Regions from separate parts of the Homo sapiens genome. Here regions 2 and 3 are each linked to region 1. A link is an interaction called in ENCODE POLR2A ChIA-PET data of the cell type or tissue named here. Cell type or tissue: OCI-LY7. All regions are shown on one strand. Region 1 overlaps RABGAP1L (RAB GTPase activating protein 1 like). Region 2 has its middle 1.6 kb from the start of GAS5-AS1. Region 3 overlaps RABGAP1L (RAB GTPase activating protein 1 like).

What was found. Peaks named below come from ENCODE experiments on the same cell type or tissue, not always from the same donor. Only the 100,000 strongest peaks of a DNase experiment are listed, where the experiment ranks them.
Region 2: POLR2A ChIA-PET joins it to region 1 with 6 read pairs; 1 of 35 experiments calls an interaction of 5 or more read pairs at or near these places.
Region 3: POLR2A ChIA-PET joins it to region 1 with 5 read pairs; 21 of 35 experiments call an interaction of 5 or more read pairs at or near these places.

The regions. Positions count from the first base shown.
Region 1 is chr1:174,814,130-174,816,629 of GRCh38, reverse strand. All of the region lies in intron 19 of RABGAP1L (RAB GTPase activating protein 1 like), which reads right to left. Among named protein-coding and RNA genes, the nearest start is that of RABGAP1L-AS1, 140 kb to the left of the region's middle. In OCI-LY7, no CTCF peak of the experiment used is centred here; DNase peaks (open chromatin) are centred at 1,039 and 1,299; H3K4me3 peaks cover 1,040 bases; H3K27ac peaks cover 2,236 bases.
Region 2 is chr1:173,860,365-173,862,864 of GRCh38, reverse strand. No RefSeq gene overlaps it. Among named protein-coding and RNA genes, the nearest start is that of GAS5-AS1, 1.6 kb to the left of the region's middle. RefSeq lists silencers at 137-266, 1,314-1,464 and enhancers at 518-1,234, 1,235-1,951. In OCI-LY7, no CTCF peak of the experiment used is centred here; DNase peaks (open chromatin) are centred at 24, 644, 974 and 1,814; H3K27ac peaks cover 1,862 bases.
Region 3 is chr1:174,979,592-174,982,091 of GRCh38, reverse strand. The region is part of intron 23 of RABGAP1L (RAB GTPase activating protein 1 like); the gene reads right to left. Among named protein-coding and RNA genes, the nearest start is that of CACYBP, 19 kb to the left of the region's middle. In OCI-LY7, no CTCF peak of the experiment used is centred here; no DNase peak of the experiment used is centred here.

The sequences.
Region 1 (2,500 bases):
TGAATCATAAATCATAAACCAATCAAATACCTGACAGTTTCTGACCAACAGGAATGGTAATTTCATCAATTCAACCTGATACAATATAAATGGTATTGAATAAAAATATGTAGAAAAACAGGTAATCAGATCAAGAATTATAAAGATTATGTGTATATGCACTTAATAAAGCTATATATTACGAGGCCTGGTGTGGTGGCTCACGCCTGTAATCCTAACACTTTGGGTGGCCAAGGGGGGTGGATAACCTGAGGTCGGGAGTATGAGACTAGCCTGATGGAGAAACCCCATCTCTACTAAAAATAGAACATTATCTGGGCGTGGTGGTGCATGCCTATAATCCCAGCTACTCGGGAGGCTGAAGCAGGAGAATTGCTTGAATCCGGGAGGCGGAGGTTGCAGTGAGCTGAGATGGCACCATTGCACTCCAGCCTGGGCAACAAGAGCAAAACTCTATCTCAAAAAAAAAAAAAAAAAAAAAAGCTATGTATTATGTTACTAAGAAAAACAAAATGCTCATATGTTCATACAAAGAAATTCAAATTTCTGGTAATTCAGAGTCTCTGAAGCCAAAATCCAAGTTTAAGAAGCTCTGCAATGGCAGCATTTTTAACTATAAGGCAAAAATCAAAGTATGATATTTAATAAAAACTGACTCCCTGGGAAAATACAGGATATTCATATTAGGCACTTTAAACATCTTTTATTTAGGTCTTGATTTCAATATTAAAAGTAACCAAATGACTGTTCAAAGTAAAGCCTGATGGGTCAATATGTTTTCTGATTTTGGCCTAGTTGAAACCATAGGAACAGAAGGGTATTAGAATAACTTGGAGTCACATTAGTTAAATTACCAGTTTAGAAGCTATTGAAAATGTTCCTGATATTTAATGTCATACAAGTTTTGGAAAAATAAAATTATTTATCCAATCTAATGTGCTTTATTAACAAATCTTGTTGGTACACTCACAGAAATAAACCACATACAGAGCTAACAAGTTATTTTTTGCTTGCAACTGCTGCATCTATTTTAAAGCCAGTTTCAGTTTCACTGAAATCACTGGTTACAGTTCCTTAAAATTAAAGGAAAGTGATTATTTTGGGGGGTAATTAAATGGGAACATGTCCATTCAAAAAAGACACAACTATATACAACACCAACTTTGAAAATAATTTAAAAATGTTTAAAACTTGATTACTTTTGGCAGAAATTCTATCTTTAATCTTAAATAGGCTATGGATAAGGAGTTAAACTTTCTTGCCTATTCCATGCCTGCAGTCACCTTTGTCCATGAATGCTTTGTCTAACACATAAGTCTCAGTCTATAAGTCCATCATCTCCTAAAATTTCCAACTGCCAGCACAAGCTGCTGTAATGATGGCATGATGACTCACATCCTTACCTACACATGCACTTCCATTATTCATTGTAACACCTCGTCATCTACAGCCTCTCATGGGTTGTGGCAGATCAGAGTGGGGAACGGGGAGGTGGTAGGAACAGTGGGATAGGTCTTAGTGTTTTTTCAAAACTACAAGCTATTGTAAAATCGATTTAGTGGGTTGTGGTCAGCCTTTTGGTTTGGGGATTTTCTTGGGATCCGGGGAGAAGTTTAAAATACAATACAATACAATACAATAGGTTGGGCAATGGTGGCTCACACCTGTAATCCCAGCACTTTGGGAAGCTGAGACGGACGGATTACTTGGGGTCAGGAGTTCGAGACCAGCCTGGCCAACATGGTGAAACCCTGTCTCTACTAAAAATACAAAAATAGCCAGGCGTGGTGGCACATGACTGTAGTCCCAGCTACTCAGGAGGCTGAGGCAGGAGAATTGCTTGAACCTGGGAGGTTGCAGTGAGCAGAGATTGTGCCACTGCACTCCAGCCTGGGCAACAGAATGAGACTCCATTTCAAAAAAAAAAAAGGAAATACAATACAATAGAACAAAAAACATCAGAGTGCCTCAGTGTAAGGGTAAGTATCTCTTCAGTTATGTGTATGTAAGTACGTACATATAGTCATGGTCTTGACATAAAAGCAACCAAAATATAGGTCTTGGTTTAAAAACAATTTTAGACCTTTGGATTGGAGACCTACATTCTAGTCCCAGCACAATCCCAGCCCAATACTGGATGACTTATGTCTTCCTTCTTTCAGTTTCACCTCACATCTGCCTCACAATCATTCACTCTACAATTATATGTTATAAATGAAATGGTGTCCCGTGGATACCGTCTTAAATATCCAAGAAAAAGGCATTCTCCTTAGATAATGCAAAGAAAACCCCACAAAAAACTATTAAAACTTTACAAATTATTAAATTATTAAAAATTTTAAATTATTGAAATCTTATTAAAAGCTTTAAAAATATTCATATTTACCTATTCATGTCCAAAAAATTTATTCTGGTTGTACCCAGCACTTCCCTTCCAGGAGCAGTCCATTTGGATTATATTTTGAACTTGTTTTCTAACATTTTACGCTTCTCCATCTCT
Region 2 (2,500 bases), 950 kb after region 1:
TTCATTTCCTGGGGCTCACCCGAATGTCTCACACAGGCTGTAAAACAACTACCACCACCTGGCTGGGTGCTGAGGTGGGCAGATTACCTGAGGTCAGGATTTCAAGACCAACCTGGCCAATATGGTGAAACCCCATCTCTACTAAAAATACAAAAATCTAGCCGGGTGTAGTGGTGGGCTATTGTAGTCCCAGCTATTCGGGAGGCTGAGGCAGGGGAACTGAACCTGGGAGGCTGAGGTTGCAGTGACCCGTGATCCTGCCACTGCACTCCAGCCTGGGTGCCAGGGTGAGACTTTCTCAAAGGAAAAAAGAAGGCTGGGCGTGGTGGTTCATGCCTGTAATCCCACCACTTTGGGAGGCCGAGGCGGGTGGATCACACGGTCAGGAGTTTGAGACCAGCCTGACCAACATAGTGAAACCCCCATCTCTACTAAAAATACAAAAGTTAGCCAGGTGTGGCGTGCACCTGTAATCCCAGCTACTCAGGAGGCTGAGGCAGGAGAATTGCTTGAACCTAGGAAGTGGAGGTTGCAGTGAACTGAGATCATGCCACCGCACTCCAGCCTGGGCAACGGCGAGACTTGGTCTCAAAAAAAAACACACACACAAAACTACCACCACCTACCCCAATCGGTTACCCTTTACTTTTCATGTGACCACCATGACCTATTATGTGTTTTGTTCTTACTTCCCCCACAAGAATGTAAGCGCTTCAAGTTTATTCCTTAATGTTGGAAAAATGAATGAAACTGCAAATGTAGTAGATCAGTTTTTGGGGAGGTACCAAAGACAAGTTGGTAAAATACCTTGATTTTGAAGTGAAAAACGATGTTACATTTCAAAGTATCTTTTCGCCAGGTTATGGCTCAGGCTTCGAGACCAGCCTGGCCAACATGGCAAAACCCGGTCTCTACTGAAAAAAAGCGAAAATTAGCCGGGTGTGGTAGTGTGGGCCTGTAGTCCCAGCTACTCTGAACCCTGGAGGTGGAGGTTGCAGTGAACCAAGATCGTGCCACCTCACTCCAGCCTGGGCCTCCTAGGCTCAAGTGATTGTTGTGCCTCAACTACCTGAGTAGCTGGGATGACAGGTGTGTGCCACCACTCCCAGCTAATTTTTTTTTCTGTATTTTTAGTAGAGATGGAGTTTCACCATGTCAGCCAGGCTAGTCTTGAACTCCTGGCCTCAAGTGATCCAACTGCCCTGCCCTCCCAAAGTGCTGGGATTACAGGTGTGAGCCACTGCATCCAGCCAAGTTCTATTCTTTTTTTTTTTTTTTTTGAGACGGAGTTTCGCTCGTGTTGCCCAGGCTGGAATGTAGCGGCGCAATCTTGGCTCACTGCAACCTCCACCTCCCAGGTTCAAGCGATTCTCCTGCCTCAGCCTTCCAAGTAGCTGGGATTACAGGCGTGGGCCACCATGCCTGGCTATTTTTGTATTTTTAGTAGAGAGGGGGTTTCACCACGTTGGCCAGGCTGGTCTCGAACTCCTGACCTCGTGATCTGCCCACCTAGCCTCCCAAAGTGCTGGGATTACAGGCGTGAGCCACCGCATCCAGCTTCTTGTTCTCTCTTTTATATATAAGTGCCATTTGCTGAATCAGAAAACTTTTTGACAAGCATATTAAAAGATTTCAGTTGTATGTAGTAGCTCATGCCTGTAATCCCAACACTTTGGGAAACCAAGGTGGGGGGATTGCTTGAGTCCAGGAGTTCAAGACCGGCCTGGGCAACATAGTGAGACCCTGTGTCTACAATTAAAAAAAAAAAGAAAAAAAAAGTGAGCCGGGCATGATGGTGCATGCCTGTAGTCCCAACCACTCATGAGACTGAGGTGGGACGATCGCTTGAGCCCAGGAGGTTGAGGATGCAGTGAGCTGTGTCACACCACTGGATTCCAGCCTGGGTGACAGGGTGAGATGTTGTCTCAAATAAAATATTAAAAATTGGATCACCTTATTCAGCATTCTGTTGTTTAGCAGTTTTGGAATTTTAGTTGTTAGTAAATCTTGACCTTGAGTACACGTTATTTTGATATTCTGTGTGACAAAATGGGAAGTATGCATGAAGCACATCTGCCATAAAGTATGGATGTCTAGATTTTTTTTTCCCTAGAAAAAGTAGTTACAATTGTTTGAGATACAAGCTGAACTAGCTGCTTGTTTTCACAGAACATTTTTAGTTTGAAAAAACCTGACAAATTGATTATTCATATTTTAGGGGTAATTTTGGCAGAGATTTGCTCAAAAAAGAACAAGTCAGCTTGGAAAAAACTGATGGCATTTGTTGCCAATGATAAAACTCAAGCTTCCAAATGAAACCTAAAATTTTGGAAGGCTTGTATACACTTCTGTGCCCTTATAGCTTCCTCAGACTTAGACTTTTGTAATGGGATTGGTGGTAATATTAATTAATGGTATTTTGTTTTAGATATTGTATATCAAAATGTGTCAACATTTGGAAGATTTGCATAACTCAGTGAACCAATATTTTCCAAATGAT
Region 3 (2,500 bases), 170 kb before region 1:
CTAAAACTCTTATTAAGTAGGTTTGGCAACATAGCATAGAAATTAAAAACTTAGCTGCTGGAGTTAAATGTGAGTTTAAGGCAGGCCAGCTCCATTTCTTTATAGCTTTGTGAGCTTGGGCAAAGTCATTAATCTTTCTAAGACTCAGTTTCCTCATGATTGAAAAGTGCTGTGCTATAGCAATCAAGTGGAAAAAAAAGTATGCAAAGGGGTTAGCATAGCACTTGGCCAATAGTAAGTGTACATTAAATAAAATATATTCTTCTTATTGATTCTGAAATAAGGTGCTAACAAGTATTAGAAATGGTAGAAATAGGTGCTTTCAAAGGAAAAAATCTAGATAAATAAGTATTGGATGTTCAAATCCATTGTCTGAAATAAGAATCTTTTATTTTAGAAAAGTGGATGAAAGGTGGGAGGATCGCTTGAGCCCAGGAGGTCAAGGCTGCAGTGAGCTGTGTTCAGACCACTGCATTCCAGCCTGGGTGACAGAGCAAGACCTTGCCTCACAAAAAAAAAAAAAAAAAAAAAAAAAAAAAAAGATGGAAAAACAGGGGATGTGAAATTTTAAAGTATAATTTTGGATAAAAACATATATGGTCTACCTCTATTATCAAAACAGACATTTAAAAAATCCCACCCAGTCTACTCAAAAATAGCTCTGGTGATGAGGGCTTGCTTGCTGAGTTTAGTTTGTTGAGTTTCATTCCAATTTCTCCAGATCCAAGCCTGAGGAACCATTAGTAGGACGGTATTGACTGATGTTAAAAAGAAGAGATCACCATGGTAGATTCTGCAAACCTTAAACCCTTTTAAATAAGCCAAAACATTATGCATAGAGCCAGTAATAGCCAATTCCAACTATAGAATGCATTTAGATTGTGTCTTATATCCTTATCTTCAAACAGATGGGTCTGTTGCCTTTTGCATTATTTCAAGGGCTTGCCAGATAATATTCAAGAATAGTCCCCAGGATTACTATTTGAAGAGTGCTGCATTTGGTGGCCACCCATGGCATAATCTGGCAATGAAAAACATGCATTTGTAGCAATGGGAAATTCCACAGCACATAGTCTTTAATGTTCCTTGTATTGGTTAATGTCTACCACCTCTTCTCCTAGATGCCCACATTCGGCATCTCAGATCACCTTCAAGGTTTTCTCGTCTAGCAAAAAAAAAAAACAAAAAAAACTGTCTTTTGTGTCTCCCTTTTCTCTATTTTCGTTAGTTATTTAGTTCAGGGACCTGGTTCTTCTTACAGTTGGACTCTGGTATTCGCGGTCTGTCTCCTTGGTTCCACATTTCTTACTGGGACAGATTAGTGCCAATAATATGTCTTTGATTATGCCACTTTCCTGCTCAAAAAGATCCTACCACAAACAAAATAAAATCCAAGGTCCCAAGCCTAGCCCTGAAGACTTTCCTTGATCTGGACCCTAACGTCCCTTTGCTTCTCTTTTGTACCGGAATCTCTTACCAAATGAATTATTTTTCTCTTCACTAATCTACTTCCATGCCTTTGCACATCCTGTTCTCTCTTTTCTACCATTTCCATCCTCTTCTTTATCTTCTTTATCTCTACAGATCCAAGTCTTACATCGCCTTTGAAGCACAGCTCAAAAGGTTTCATTTCCCACATGTAATAAGTTTCCTTTCCTCTTATTTCTACGTAGGTATTACCTCCACATTATATGATAAGCTTCTAGAGAAGAAAACTTGAATTCATTCATCTTTTTGTCTGTCAAAGTATTAAGCCTCACAGAGAGCAGGCATTAAATAAACATATGTTGATTATCATAGAAGAGTAAAATAGCTCTAAAGTTTTATTTATCAATCGTCCGTGAATATGCGGATTCCTTATGGAAAGATGTTCATAATGTATTAGTGAACTAAAGCTAGTTACAAAAAAAAAGGATAAACAATACAATTCATCCTGTTTATATATATTTTAAATTTATTTATAAAGCATTTGTATAGCAACAATGCATATTCAATATATTACAATGATTAGCTAGAAAGACTGAGGGAGATTTGTTTTCTTTGTGCTTCTCTGCACTATTCTAATTTTCCACAAGAACACAAATTTAATTTATAAGCAAAAAAACACATTTTTTTAAAAAGTAAGTATCAGACTTCAGAGTCCTATGTGAAGTAGAAGACCCCAGGGAAATCTTTAGATCAAAAGATGGCATATGGTACTTTAATTAATTCTAGAAACCTGGAATTTGAACAGATAACTCAGGGTCTCAGCAATGAGAGGAGTCCTTGCCATGTCCAGCCAACAGGAAGGACAGGAAGATACCAGTAGATACCAGGAAAGAGGGCTTTCTGAGACCACTATGGTGATGGGGCCAGAAACATCCTCAAGAAGATGAGCCCTTTGTTAAAAGCATTTTAAGGTTCACAATAGAAAGCTTCCTGCTAGCATTGGCCTGCAGAGGGGAAGGCCACATAGCCATGTAGGAAAAAGAGTGCCTACCACATTCTGTACCATGGTAGC